2 separate regions of the Mus musculus genome follow, and region 1 is linked to region 2. The links are chromatin loops, found by intact Hi-C in ENCODE. Cell type or tissue: left cerebral cortex. All regions are shown on one strand.

Evidence for each region. A loop is a pair of places that touch in the nucleus more often than their neighbours do. Peaks named below come from ENCODE experiments on the same cell type or tissue, not always from the same donor. Only the 100,000 strongest peaks of a DNase experiment are listed, where the experiment ranks them.
Region 1: a loop joins it to region 2, with 1.9 times the contacts of the local background. A loop is called at or near these places in 2 of 42 quality-filtered maps.

What each region holds. Positions count from the first base shown.
Region 1 is chr17:89,740,656-89,748,655 of GRCm38, forward strand. No RefSeq gene overlaps it. Among named protein-coding and RNA genes, the nearest start is that of Gm41653, 230 kb to the right of the region's middle. In left cerebral cortex, no CTCF peak of the experiment used is centred here; no DNase peak of the experiment used is centred here.
Region 2 is chr17:89,915,971-89,923,970 of GRCm38, forward strand. No RefSeq gene overlaps it. Among named protein-coding and RNA genes, the nearest start is that of Gm41653, 57 kb to the right of the region's middle. In left cerebral cortex, no CTCF peak of the experiment used is centred here; a DNase peak (open chromatin) is centred at 4,566.

The sequences.
Region 1 (8,000 bases), 180 kb before region 2:
AATGATACAAGCTGCCCATCTATATTAGACAAGTTATCCTAGTTATTCTATACTTTTATAATACTCATAGCTACCTGTGCCTATTTAAAGCTATGCAGAATCAGGATCATCTTCCTCTCCCTCCGTCTTCCTTCCTTCTTCTCTTCCTCCATCTCTGTCTCTGAAACTTTAGCTCTGCCTCCCTTTTCTCTGTCCAATCACAGGCTTCTTGTTTTAGTAATATATAAATTAATTGGGGGGAATTCTGCTAAAGTCCTTAGTACCACAAAAAAGGCAACAAACAGATAACTATGCTATACATTTATGGACTTATTTCTGGGTTAATTCTATCTTGGTATCCATATGTTCATTTTTCAGTCAAAAATATAGTCGTGATCACTATAGGTATATTTTAAAATTTTATTAAAAATAATGGACTTTGCAAGAAGTAGAAGGAAAACAAAATATTAGTTGAAAAGATTTGGGAAAGTTTTGTGCTGGAAATCATAACAGACTGATATTTTAAGCAATAGAGACTGAAGGAAGTGGTAAGTGTTGCATGAGGAATGTACAAAAGATTAGCATCTTGGCTGCATTTCCTAGCTGCTGGCCCTTTCCTTTAAATACTGCCATATATATCTCCTTAGTATGCCACCTTATGATGGAAATCTCATCACACACACACACACATGTACACACACATACACACACATACAACACACACACACACACACACACACACACAGAGAGAGAGAAAGAGAGAGAGAGAGAGAGAGAGAGAGAAACCGAGAGAGATGAGGAGAGAAAGAGAGCATAAGAGAAACAGAGAAAGAAATTAGAAATTAACGGACAGACCTATAGCAGATAGAGATGAGATAGAGAAACAGAGAGCCATAGAGACAAGAGATGCACATACAGAGACACAGACAAAGATACACCATACACATGCACACACTTTTTATGCCATGGGTAACAACTTTGTATAAAACAAAACAAAACAAAACAAAACAAAAACAAAAGAAAACAAAACAAACGAAAATTTTCCTGGTCAACACCAAAGTTGAGAAACATGACCACTTTTTTTTCCTTGTTTTTCATCCTAAGTGAGAATTTGAAATATTCAACAAAATCCAAAGGTAAAAATTTTAAACGGAATTCAAGGGAAAATATAGTTTAATACAAAAATAATTTCAGATGTCTACTTATCAAGAAAATTAGAAGTATCTAAGCCTCGCATCAATGGTCTACATCTATACTGGCTGAGCAAGAGTTGGGAATTATCACCAAAATTGTGATCCTATTTTCCATGGCTAAAAATCAAGATGAATAAGATAGTGCTTTAATGATATATGCCCTAACTATATATACACTATTGTTACATGCCATGGCTAGGGCTATATTATCTTCACCCTAACTTGGCTTTATATGTTTTTGCTTTGCTTTGTTGTTGCTGTTTAATTTTTTGAAACAGGCTCTCAGTTTGTATGTCAGAATGACACGGAGGCCAATGGGTTACCCATGTTGGCCTCACAATAAAGCAACCCTCTGACCTAAGTCTTCTGTGAGACAGGATTGCATATATGAAGCAATCTATACCTAGCTAAATTAATTTTTCATAATTACAAAAAGTAATTTTATCACGCCCATAAATGAGATATCAGAAGTGTCTATAGATGTCTAATAATTCAAATTTAATTTTATTTGTCCTATTGCCATAAGAGAAACTCATCTCCCATACCAGTGAATATTCTTATACCATAAAGTATATACATAAGTTGGTCTGCCATTGATACTTGCTACTACATGTTTGTCTGACTCTGTAATGACAGATTACATACAGGGAAATATGTATATTTACATTTAACTGTTGATTAACTTTGCATAACTGTATGAAAAATATTTAATCAACCAGGTTCTAGTTTTAGGTGTGATACTCTTGGAGATACAGTTGGATCTTTACATGTCTGTTTTTTATGGTCTACTCTGAAGACTGAGTGAACCATATTGATGTCTCTCATATGTGGTTGTAATTATGGCTTATGTTTCTACAATACAGCCTGTATCTTCTTTGTTAATTCTCATCTAAATGGTAGGGTTGAGTGTTGTGAGAAAAGGGAGACAAAATATCAATATACTACTATGTGGGCAGAAAAAATTGAAATTGGATATATTAGTATGATGTGGGGACATTAAAAGAAGTAAAAAAAAAAGTAAAAAAAATGTATAGAGAAAAGGTCACTGTGCATAAAAATTGAAGCTAGAGAGGAATGTATGTCATGGATCTTATGGTACCTTATAAAATATGATAAGGAGTATGATCATTTTTCTGAGAGTAAGAATAGTAAAACAGCTTTTAAGGTAGTAAGATAATTTTATTAATTCATGAGCTTGAGATAATCTAGTCATCTCTAAACCATTTACCAAATGGTCATGTAGATATAATTTTCACCAGGTATTCAGAAAGAGGTAGAGATAGGTAGATGGATGGATATAGGTAGATAGGTAGGTAGGTAGATAGATAGATAGATAGATAGATAGATAGATAGATAGATAGATAGATAGATAACAGACTCATATGTAGAAAAATATAGACAAATATAAGTAATATTTGGATTGATGATAGATAAACTTCAAACTACATTGGCAGCCAGTAACATCAATTGTGGTTTCATTATCTATTTCTGAACTCTTAGATGTTTGTATGTTTAAGTTGAGAAAATGTCTTAATTGCACATTATGAGAGACTTTAATTTTGTAATAGTCTGTGTTCACAAATACCCACTAAGATAAACACAGAGATGGTATTTGAAAAATTAGTTGGTTTATCATATTCTTCAACTCAATTCATCACTTTTAGGTTAATAGAAAGGAAATTCATTTTGGTCTATGACATTGTGTGAGTAACCAAAAAAGTTTAAACTTTTTATTGAAATAATCTTGATAATATGCTAAAGTTATCCGACAACATCTTTTCTGCTTTCATTTTATTAGACTGCATATTTCCTGCCCCAGCTTGCTACATCAGTGCATCCTTAAGAACACAAAGGTGTATAAACAAAGAATCTCCAATATAACTGTTAAAAAATGTTCTTACTAGAGCTGGACATATTTCCCAGGGGTTAGAAGAACTTCTTCCTCCTGTGGAGGACCTGTGCTTAATTTCTTGAAACCACATAGTAGCTCACAACTGTCTGTAACATTTCCACTACCCTATCCTGTCCTCTGCGGACACTGCCCACATGTGGTACACATTCATGTTTGCATACATGCAAGGAAATCACTCATATACATAAAATAAAGAAATGAAATATTTTAACTAAAATGTCCCTAGGCACATATTTTAACCACTCAAAAGCATTCTATGGTGGCCTAACATAGACTCTGCAGTGTTGAAAGGCCATGTAAGTATCAGGCTTTCCTCAGTTATATTTAGACAGAGCTTTAATAAATGACACGTGACATTTTGGAAGATATTAATCACACAAACATAACACCAAATTTGCTATTCAAACTCTGCAAAAAGCAAAAAAAAAAAATAATAAAAATAAACTAGAATTTGACTCCACATATGTCAGAGTCTCTAAAGGAATGTCCTTGAAACCTCTTTGTTGGCCATTTTTCTGCTTCCAATGATGTTAATGCTTTACACCTTGTTGTTTCATCTTACCTTATATTTGAGTGGGAATAGAAACAGCATAAAGATATAACAGAGAAAACAGGATCCTATCCCTTTCCTTCTCCTTTGTGTAATACAGAGATACTATTTAGCTTTATATCTCATCTAAAAAAAAAAATGGGTCCTAGACATTTTAAAAGTTGAAATACTCCTGATACTTTAGGATACACATTTACTTTTTACTGCGACCACCAAATGTGTAAATAGTCTCCCTAAGACCAGTATAAAAAAGAAAAGGAGAAAAAAGAAGGATGAGGAGGACAAAGAGCAGGAGAGAGAGAGAGAGAGAGAGAGAGAGAGAGAGAGAGAGAGAGAGAGAGAGAGAGAGAGAGAGAGGAAGAGAGAGGAAGAGAGAGAGAGAGAGGGAGGGAGAGAGAGAGAGAAAGGGGAAAATTTTCCTAAGACTTTTCCTCTTCCTAAGAAAAGTTGGGGCTATTGAAGTGTTGGTACATGTGATATCCCCAAATATCTGGGTAGGAGTTGTAGGCAGTAGGTGAGTGTTTGCTTCCTGACTTGCATGAGATTGTGTATCTTTCCTCACAATGCACCCAAATCTATCACAGCACTTTGCTCTTAAATTTTTCCCACTCTACACATTTAGACAAACTTAAATTCTGCTCCCCTCTCCAAAGAAATTGTGAGAACCTAAAGTTTCCCAATAGCCAATGATAAAAATCTCAAGTTGATGTTCAACTTTGCTTAAGGGCATGTCCTGAGTGACAGCATTGTGCCTCTATGATATGTACTTATAGTTCAGCAGGAAAACCTTAAAATCTACAACAAAACATTGCAATTATGGGGGAAATTATGACAAAAAGCTTGAGAAATCACAAGTCATAGTGGCATCCATAACCCTCAGGACCACTACTTTCCAGGCGCTCTCTCTAGTGCTGAAAATGGCAGATGCTGAATGGCCCAGGCAGCCAGCAGTGTGGGATCCTCCTGTGGAAATAAGTTTGTGGGGCTATGCCTAGGCTCTCCATATTCTCTTCAATGAAGCCACTAGGGATAAAAACAATAGAAGAACGTCCCTATCTACTTGCTCTAGGTATAAAACTACTGAAAACTTTTCTTCACTTGTCAGATACATTGATGAGATGGCAAAAGCAGTTAAACCTAATCTTTCTTATTTATCATTCATTCATTCATTCATTCATTCATTTTCCCTATTCTATGCCCATAGGCCCACCAAACAGTTACCTTTGCCTTCTATGTTTGGTAGATTCAAATCGGTTTCCACAGAGCTGGTCCCTGCCCCTGTCCTTGATCGTATTTACATGCAGTGGAGAAGAAGCAGTGTTTTCTATAAAACCTCAGAACAGCCCATCACTGTATTGTATTTGCCAATGATGTCACCAAGGACAGTACATATTTAGAGGATCGAAAATTAGAACCCTTCTTAACAATATTTGGAGTTCTGTGAGTCTTCAGTACCCTCAGAAAAATGTCTATTGAATGATGCCCCACAATGAGGAGGAAGATGTTTTACACCAGGAAAGAACAGTGTTAGAGCTGACTTGGATTAAGACACGAGTAACTTTAGCTTAACTCTGCACTGGTTGCCATGAGGCCTGGGGCAGAGAACCTTATATCTACAAACATTGGTTTTCACACTTTTAAGCCAAAGAAACATATCCAAGACAGACATGAAGTGGAGATTTCTATTTTCTTTGTAAAGTCAGTTCTTTCAAATGAGGTTTTGATGGGGCACACAGATAAAATGATATTTTGCTGGAACAGACAAGAAAAGGTAGATTTTCCTGAAGCAGACACATGTGAGAGGATCATGATGAAGGAGTCTAAATAGGACCCACACAGACAGTGGAAGAGTGTGCATTGTGTTGAGCATTGGATTGCTTTGTACTGCCTCGCTTACTCTCTGCTAAAACACATATATTGGTTTGCCTTACATAGCATTTTTGATCTCCACTAGTGATGATACCAGAGAGAAACTTGCCAAATACTTGCTCTTGAGGTGCCTGTGGAAGCTTTCTGCTTCTATGGCCTCACTTCGATTAATGAGCCTTTCAGTTTCTTCAGGATTGCACTACAGCTGCTTGTCCATGCCTGGTGTCTGCCTTCTTAGAGGACTGCTCTGCAGCTACTGAGTCATATTTGGTGTTTGATATGAGACTGAACTGCTTCCAAAGAAGATAAAGTTTGCCCCCAAAGAACTATTGCTGAATTCCCCCAAATATCATAACTTTTCTCTTCCACTACCTCTGCTGGATGGTGGGCTAGCAGAGAGGTTGTACCTTTATTAAAAGTTGGTTGCAAAAAATTCATGCCTATACAGCCTCAGTGTATATTGTGTTTAACACAATGAACATAATTCTCATCACATAAGAATCACAATATTCTAGCCCTGCTATGAAATGTGAAGTCATGAATGTGAGTGTCTGATGAAATTCCATTGCCAACTTGATATGTCCTGAAAATGCCAGGATCTGTTCAAGACCCAAAAACTTCACATTCCAAAGGAGCATTAGTAGGGTTTGTCTCACCTTTTTATTTGTCTCATCAGTACCCAGTACACTTCTCATTACCAAAAACTACAAAGAGGGAGGCTCAATGTAATTAAAAGATTGATCTTTTGGCAAATATACATAATGACAGCCATGAAAAAGGAGAGTGATTTTGCATTTTCAAAAATTGTCCTCAAGTTAATTTAACCTGAGCTATGTGAAACTTTGGGATCAATATGTTCAGACTGAAAACAATGGAATAGAGAAAAAGGAAATAAACTTCAATTGACTAATTCTTTCAAAGCAGCAAGAGTCTTGTGTGGCGAGGTACCTGTGGAACCCCTTGATAGGTGGCCTGCAATGGGAACTGTTTGGGATTTTGCTTATTTGTTGATAGAAAAAAAAACAGTTTCATAGACATTTATATTTCTCTGTGCAGGTCATGAAATATAGTATTAAGAATTCAAAATCTCAAAGAATTAAATGAGAAATTCTATCCATTTTCAAAGTTTTTTTGATTTTGAATTCCAAAGACTGGCAGAAAAAAAAAACCTTCTTCTCTTTCCCTACATCATTTTATTCTCCTGTGACCCATAAGTCCTACCTATACCTCCCACCTAGTAATTGGATCCCAGCCTTCTTTACTGACAAATCAAGAACCAATTAGGGAACTAGACCTTAGTATCAATCCCTCCCCTTACATGTGGCAATTAATTTGTTTCATACACATTCTATGCACAAACATCTTTCAGCAAAGTAAAAACATCAGATTGTATGTGATCTCTATTACACATCAGAATACTTTACAGAAAATAAATGATGCATATGAACACACACACACACACACACACACACACACACACACACACACACAGACTTTCTTACCTTCCAATTGGCATGAAAGGAGTTAACAAACTGATACGATAGTGTGGGACCAAGGAGCCATACACAGAATGGTCGTTAAGAAGCTAGGCAGTTGCAAGCACAACAAAAACAATATCATGGGAAAGTTCCAAACCACTTCCCTAATTCACTTATTTTTTTGGAAAATGTAAAAGTAAACCTTCCCACTTCTGTATTTTTTAGTAAGAGTGGCATGCAGGTAAGATGGGTGCCGCTGATAAAATGAAGTCTACATGGAGACTGGCTGAGAGCTGAGTGACCACAACTTAGCCTTTGAGAACACTTGTTTTAGTTTTCTTCTTTGCTGCTGCAATAAAATAGTGACCATAAGTATCTTAGAGGAGGAAGGACTTTATCTGGAAATATTATGGTCCATCATTGAGGGAAATCAAGGCAGGAAATTAAGACAGTAGGAGCATGAATGCAAAAACCAAAGCAATGACCATGGGAAACAGTGTTTAAAGCCTTGCTTCTCCTGGATTGCACAACTGCTATTCTTATTCTTGCTTCCCATCTGCTCAGGAATGGTGGCACTTACCTTGGCCTGGGATTCCACATCAATCGACAATGAAGAAAATTCTCCAAAGAAGTGATCACAGGCCGTTCTGATGTGAGTAATTCCTCAACTGAAATCCTGTCTTCCCAGGCACTAAAATTCAGTAATAGTTCTCTTATCCACTCTTTCTGCACATGTGCTCCTTTCTCTCTTTCTCTATCCCTCTCCTGCCTCTCCTCCCCTTTCCAAATGGTGAGTTCCCTGGCCTTGGTCCTTGGGGCAAGTGAACTTCCCCACAGAAAGCAGTTTCTCAGTAAGCCTGCCTTTACTACAATCTAAAATTTAAAAAAGCAATAATGGTTATTAAAGACCTATTTCTTGATCCTAGTGGACCATGTGATAAATATGACTATGAAAAGCCCTGTGTGAGCTTTTCCAAATAGATATTAACAAATATACTTAAGGAAATAAGTATAATATG
Region 2 (8,000 bases):
TCTTACCAACCCTACATCAGGATAGAGGGCTAATATCCAATGTAATCTGTCGCATCTGCTCTCGACCAGCAAGAAGGACACCACGACACAGTCAGATTCTTCTCAACAGCCTTTATTGCAGGAACACCTCGATGGGGACCCCGGGCTCCCAGGGAGCACTGTTTATATGCACCCCAGCACAGGAGAAGGCTCCGTGGCCCCTTGGGATTGGTCAGTCTGTCGGCACCCAATTTGCATGCACCCGCTAGGGAGGGGTTGGCACCAAATTCGAATTGACTGCCTGCGCCGCGCAGTGGTGTTGTTTATGACAAGGCAACCAGAAACCAGCGCCATCTTGGAGTTGGCTTCCCACAGTAATCATGTTTCTAATAGTCCCTTTTTCTTCCTGTGACTTCTGATTAGTTGGCTGAAATTGCTGAGCAGTTCCTGCTGAGTTAGAACAAAGGCCATGTTACTTAATCCTCAGCTGTTTAGACTACAGGTGCCAATCACCTAAGCTAGCAGTATTTTTACTCTTGGAAAGAGCAAGATGTTTTTAGTTCTTTTTAGAAGTTATCATCAGCATTTCAGTACAGTTAAAGAACTGGAACATACTGAGATCCTCGGACTTTAAAGCCATCACCAGAGTCCTATTTTGTGCACCCTCCACAATCCTCTCCAAGCTGGAAGGCTCCAGGAAGGCAACCCCTAGAAAAGTTTGCTTTGGCTTGTGCCTTGAATGTTTATAATGTAAAACTGTATATAGGCACCAGTGTTCAGTTCTATAGGAGAAGAAGCAGTCAGAATGAGAAAGATCTTTCATTCAAAGGATTGGGCCTTTGCATTCTAATCTTTATAGATTCTGTTGACTTATTTTTATTTGGCTGTGGGAAAATGCTCATGAGATGAAAAGATAGAACACAATGCATTTATCTGGAGAAGAAAAAAGCATTGTCATGTGAAATTATGATCTTCAATTTCCTGGCCATTACACCTGTTCTGGAATGGAATGCAAAACGAGAAGCACCTTGGGAAAGTTTATCATCTTTGTTTACCATTTGACTGCATTTTCCAATTTGAATCTTGAACTATAGTACCTCGAATCTAATTGCTAATGCTAATTTGTCCCATGGTTTAAAATAAATGTTATTGAACTTGGAGAATTTTTCTGCTTGTACCTTGCTACCTTTGCATCTTATTGATTGTCTTGCTGGTTTCTAAGGTAACAGATGTTGAGAAACTAATTAAGATCAAGAGGTTAGAATTGAAGAAAAGTGGAATTTTCAACACAATCCATTTATCATATACGTTTAAATACACATTTAAATTAGTTTCTTTAATAAACCATCTGTTGGAGGAGAAGAGTGATCACCAAATAACTTTTATTAAAAAAATGACACATGTTAAACATTTAACATCATTTATTTATATCTAATCCATCTCATTAAGAAGCACTTTACCTTTGATAATTAAATTAACAAAAGTCATTTATAAAGTCTTCTATGTCTCAATACTGTTCCTGTAACATGTTGGCTTTGAGCTCTTCTTCATATGCCTAATTCTAAATATTAATTCTGAATAAGCCTATGGTTTCTGTTAATATATTGTCTTCTATTTCCTAAACCACTCTTTTTTTTTTCATGGCTCTCTGACTCAGTATATATAGTTTCTCACATTTCAGGATAGTCCTAAATTTTACCGAGAAAGTATAAAATGGAAAAAGTTAGTTAAGTAGAGGGTGAGGAAAAAAAGTCTGTTGCTATTTTGTTCCTCTCATGATCAGTGCATCAATAATTCTTCATGGAGTACAAGAAATGTTTCCAATCTCCATCACAAAGCCATGTAACCTATACAAATCCCTACCTTTGTACTATCTACTACATTTTTGTTTCACTAGCTGCTACCAAATGTTTGATGGCAAGGTCATGTAAAAATAATGGCTGGTAGCTTAATGAAGTGTACAATTTACTTTTTCATTATAAAATGGTTGAGAAATTTTTAACTTTAAATCAAAACCATACTACTGAAGCTGGGGATAACTCAGTGAAGAGTGCTTGCTTAGGATGCACATAGCCATGAACTCTGTCTATTCTCAGTACTTCAAAGAGACAAACATACACAAAGAACCCATTTAAAAAGCTATATAACTCCCTATAGATTATTTTACTATTAATACTTGGTGTATAGACATTATACAATTTGCAAATAATTTACAAATGTTAAATAATTCTGTTATGAACATGTTTGTGTTGTGCACTACTCTTTTACCCACAGGTCTCTTTCTTTATAATTTTAACCTTTGTTTTTATACCCTGTGCCAATTTCTTAATACAAGGATCCACAACCCTTTGCAAAGATTGCATACTCATAAGTATTTCTGGTTTTATTTAAGGAACTGTCTTCCATGGGGTATATTGTACATTCCTTAATTAGTCTATATTTCTTTGTATGCATATATTTATCTATGTGTATAGCTTTATTAATGTAACAACATATTATAGCTAAACTTTAGATGGAGAATTATTTAGACTAATAAGGGAATAATAATAGCAATCCTGATTTGCTAAAAGAAATTTCACATGTAATGCTCATCAAGTAACTAAATTTAATATATTTACTGCTAAAATGTATTACTATATACATAAACAAACTATTACTTTCTGAAAATATGGAGACTGAAAAGACTGAAACACGAATGATATTATTTTAAAGACACTAATCATAAGATTATGTGAGCTGTAAACTGAATGAAGATATTTAAATGGTAAACATGTAGCAATTAGAAGTTCACTATAGGCCAGAGTAAATCAATTCTCACAGTGTATAATAGTGTAATAATTACAGTTATACATATTTAAGGGGTTAAAAATCCAAGGTCCATATCTCAATTTATATTAATATTCATATATATATTCTGAATATCATTTTGAATATCATAAAGAAATAAGACCTGAGGTAGCAATTTATAGTTTTGTTTAACAATGCAAGAATATGTAAATAAAAGCCTCTAATTTAAAAAGTTAATTTAATATGTTCAGAAAGGGCAAGTGCAATAAACTGGGTACTTCTTTAAGTTTTATATTGTGCCCAAATCAACTGCAGAACAGATGTTGTCTTTGGTACCTTTATCTGTTTCCTTCTTTAGCTTCTTGAACTTAATACTACATCCTTTTCCTTTCGATAAATGATAGGTAACTCTAAGGCAACAAATCAGATCTTAACATAAAGAGGCTATTGCTACCCACAGCTTTGGAGACTGTCATGTGCTTTGTCACCTTCCACATCTGGAGTAACAGAAAGTAAGAACTTGATAATCAAGAAAATTTTCTTTACAAAGGACCCTTTTCAAAATCATGCAAATAATTTTACAGATACCCTTTATAATCTGATTCAATTCTCTTACCTTACAAAAATTACTGAATCCCAATCTCGTTTTCAACACTGTTTTGTGCTCTATGTGATCTTATTTATACCTCATAACTATGTAAAGTATTTTATTGTTAACTATGTTTTGCAAAAGATATGACTGAATATTACAAAAGTTATATGACATTTCCAAGTTTAAACAAAGGGTTATAAAATGAATTTGAATGCCAGTTGATCTAACCCAGTAACATTTTCTTTCAGAGATAGTTATTATATTTTACAATGCAATCAGTGCAACAAAGGTTTTTGGGGTCTTGGTCATTGCCTAGGTACAGAGTTTTAATTCAGAAATTATTGTAGTTGATATTTTAGAAACATTCTCAGTGTATAATTATAATTAAGTTAGAAATTTTAACTGTAGTGCTCTGTAGTGGCTTAAGACTGTGGTCTCTGCACCCTGGGAACTTAAACAAGAAGATTACTAAAAGTTTGAAGCCAGTTTAGGTTATTTCTAGACCTAAATATACTACCAAATGAGATCAAGTCCCAAACAGTACAATGTAACAAAAGTTAGACAAGTCTATTACAAGCATACATTTATCAGAGTATTTTTGTTGTTTATTTATGATTGTGAATTTCTTGACTCTTAAAACTATAAAGAAAAATAAATTAACATTTCCCCAACTTCTTACATTGAAAATCACTTTATTCTTACTCTGTTTTCTTCTATAGTATTGATTATGTCAATGAATAATAAAGGAGTGATTAGACCTTTAAAGGCACGATTAATACCAATAGAGAAATGTATTAGAGATATGGCTGATATTAAATTTCACACTGATGATGCTAATCTGATAGAAGAAGTAATTTCTAAAAGCATTTATAAAAAATAAATTTGTAAAATTAATTGTGGTAAAGTGATTGTAGGCAAGGCATTCCTAGAAATGATGCTTTTTCTAGAAATATTCCAAAGAGAAGACCTCATTTTTCTGGAGTATGCAAAAGGTATGACAAAAGTCTGACACTGGACACAGATCTACAAGGGATAGTCAAGTTAACCTTTTGCCATGGAGAAATGCCATAAGGGGTGTCCTGAAGATCCTGAAATCAAATTTGATTTACTCATTCCCTGTTAGCACTAGAGAAACTCAGCCACAGAGCAATTTAAAAATGTAATGCCTATTATTAGAAACAACACTGCTCTGGATACACTTAAGGTTCAGTTTAGCAGAAACAGGAGCAGATTAACAACAATTTTACCAAAATCTTGGCATTCAGATTGGCCTTTTCACAAGATAAAAATATTCAGCTTCTAGAGATGGGAACTTTATTTCTGGTAAAGCAAAGTGCAAGATGGGTGAAATGAATAGGACAAAAAGAACAAATATAAAAATTAAAGCTGTATGTGTCTAATATATCCATGAATTTATCAGGAAATGATTTCCTGTTGCAATGAAAAACATAGATTAATATTCTTCAAATCTCAGAAATGAACAATAAAATAAATAATGCTTCTGAGAAAAATATCAAAAGGCAGTATCAAGAACAGTCACAGATTATCCAGGTTGTCCATAAGCAAGACATGACAAGTCTTTCAACATCTTTCAAAGGTACCAACGTCCCTACCTTTAAAATGACTAACTGATAAGACTATATAGGTGAGGCAGTCATCTATGACAAAAGAAAACTTTACTGGTACCAGAAAAACTGATACACGGGAAGCTAAATGCCCAACAGATAGAGGAATCTACCAGTCCATCGAATTCTTCTGTATTTGTTATTTAAAAAGAAAAAGAAAAGAGGAAGAAGAAGAAAGAAATCAGGAAAATGGAGGATGTTAACAGATTTAAGAGCTATAAATAATAGGAACAGAAGAGGCTGAACATTCCCAGTTTAAAGGGCCAGAATTTATCTTCAACAAAATTATAGAAGAAAACTTCCCTAAACTACAGAAAGAGTTGGCCATGGATGTACAAAAAGCCTACAGAACACAAAATAGATTGGACCAGATCAAAAAAAACTGTCCTCCCACCATGTAATAATAAAAACAATTAATGTACAGAAAAATGAAAGAATATTAAAAGTGGTAAGGGAAAAAGTCCAAGTAACATATCAATACAGCCCTATTCGAATTACACCAGATTTCTCAAGACAGATGTTATAGGCGAGAAAATCTTGGGTAAATGATATATAGACTCTAAGAGACTAGAGATGCCACATCTGGCTATTATACCCAGCAAAACTCTAAATCACCATAGATAGAGAAACCATGACATTCTATGACAAAACCAAATTTGAATAAAATCTTTCTATTAACTTAGTCCTACAGAAGATACTAGAAGCAAAACTCCAACACAAGGAAGGTAACTATAACAAAGAAAACACAAGAAATTAATCATATTACAACAAACCCAAAAGAACAGAATCACACATACATATTACCACCACATTCAACAACAAAAATAACAGGAGCAAACCACCATTGATCTTTAATATTTCTCATGATCATCATACTCAATTCCTCAGTTTTAAAAAAAAGGAAATTAAAAAAAAAACATAGGCTACCAGACTGGATACGCAAATAGGATCTATTATTTTGCTGTGTACAAGAAATATACCTCCACAAGAAAGACAGCCAGTGTGTCAGAGTAAAGGTCTGGAAAAATCCTCCAAGCAAATAGTTCCAAGATTAAAAAAAACAAAAAAAAAAAAAAAAAAAACAAAAACAAAAAAAAAAAACACCCTGGAGTCACCATTCTGAGCTTCACATATTGAGCTTCACACAATAATAGAGGGAGACTTCAATACCCCATTCTCACCAATGGACAGATAATTGAAACACAAACTAAAAGGAGACAGTGAAAGTAAAAAAAAGTTATGAACAAAAAGAATTTAGCAGATATCTTCAAAATATTTCACCCTAAAACAAAAGAAAATACCTTCCTCTCAGCACCTCATGGAACCATCTCCAAAATTGATCATATAATCAGACATAAAACAAGCCTCACCATATCCAAGGAGATTGGGATAATCTCAAGTATTTTATCAAATCACCAGAGACTAAGGATGGACTTCAATAACAGCACAAACAACAGAAATCCCACATACTCATGGAAACTACACAACTTTTTACTCAATGATAACCTGGACAGGGAAGAAAAAAAGAAAGAAAGAAAGAAAGAAAGAAAGAAAGAAAGAAAGAAAGAAAGAAAGAAAGAAAGAAAGAAAGAGAGAGAGAGGAGGGAGGGAGGGAGGGAGGGAGGGAGGGAGGGAGGGAGGGAGGGAGGGAGGGAGGAGGAAGGAAGGAAGGAAGGAAGGAAGGAAGGAAGGAAGGAAGGAAGGAAGGAAGGAAGGAAGGAGTAAAATACTTTCCAGAATTCAATAAAAATGAAGGCACAGCATACCCAAATTACAGGGCACAATGAAAGCAGTTTAAAGAGGAAATCTTCATTCTCTTCTTCCTGCATCTGTTTCTACAGCAGCTCTGGTTCTGCAGCCCCAGGATAGCAGAATATAAATCGGTATCAGAGAATCGTCCTGGTACGGATTGGCCGAACATGTATATGCAAATATGTCGACAATTGGACCAGTCAAAGAAGAAAGCCAAGCCTGGACAGGAAGGGGAAGACTGCTGAGCTCGCAACCAAGTCCATGGTTTATGACTGCACAGGCAGGGATACAGAAATTGGGATTTTTTCTTTGTTGCCAGTTGCTATGGTGAATTTTGCAACCCAAGTGGGGCTTCCCTCACTTAGCATAGAAGGGTATCTTTTGGCTACTGATGCCCCGTTAGCTTTTATCAGCATTCTATAGCTACATTGCCTTGTGGTGTGGGCTTAGGCCTGGCAGTTGCTAGGAGATACTATCCATAGTAATGCTGGTCTGGGTTGCTTACTCCCCCATGCTCTTGTGAGTAATCCCCACCTTTATGCTATAAGTAACCTTAATAAATTCATTAGCTCTCCAGGTTGGACCTGAGATAAAACATTTCTTTGGTCTACTGTTGATTCTCTATTTGAGGTGAGTAGACATTTGTTCATATCTCCTCAGGAACATTCACACAATTCACAAAATACAGAAAATTGTATACTTTGATGTATATGAGTGTGGTTTATCCTCACAAAATATTATATTAAAATTCTATTATCTCTTGAGGGTGCAGTAGTAGCACATACACTTTGTCAGTAACAACGTCTTTATAATTAGACCTAAGACCAGATCATCAAGAAGGAAACCATGTCTGGCAATGAGAGCCTAACCAACTACCCAGGGCTAAAGAAGTCATGGAACTTGGAGGAGAACTTACAAACACTACTTTATTAAACCAGTATAATATATAACTACATTCTAAATATTTATCTTTATATCCACAGATAAGTATAGTCTCACTCTCTATTAAGGAAACGTCTCTTTCCAACAGACAGAGACCACTACTTAAAACTACAATGAATTAAAATGTAGAGTTGTGGGGCTCAATCAGAATGGATACAAAACAAGTCTCCATCTTAAAATTCAGGGCACATTGTTGAAAAGGAAGTAGAGAGATTATAAAAATCCACAGAATCAGGGAACTTTCTTTGAGATTGTATCTTTGAGTAATGTCAGAAGCTACATTATACTCTAGAAGGTACACTATACTCAGAAAGGCTCAATAA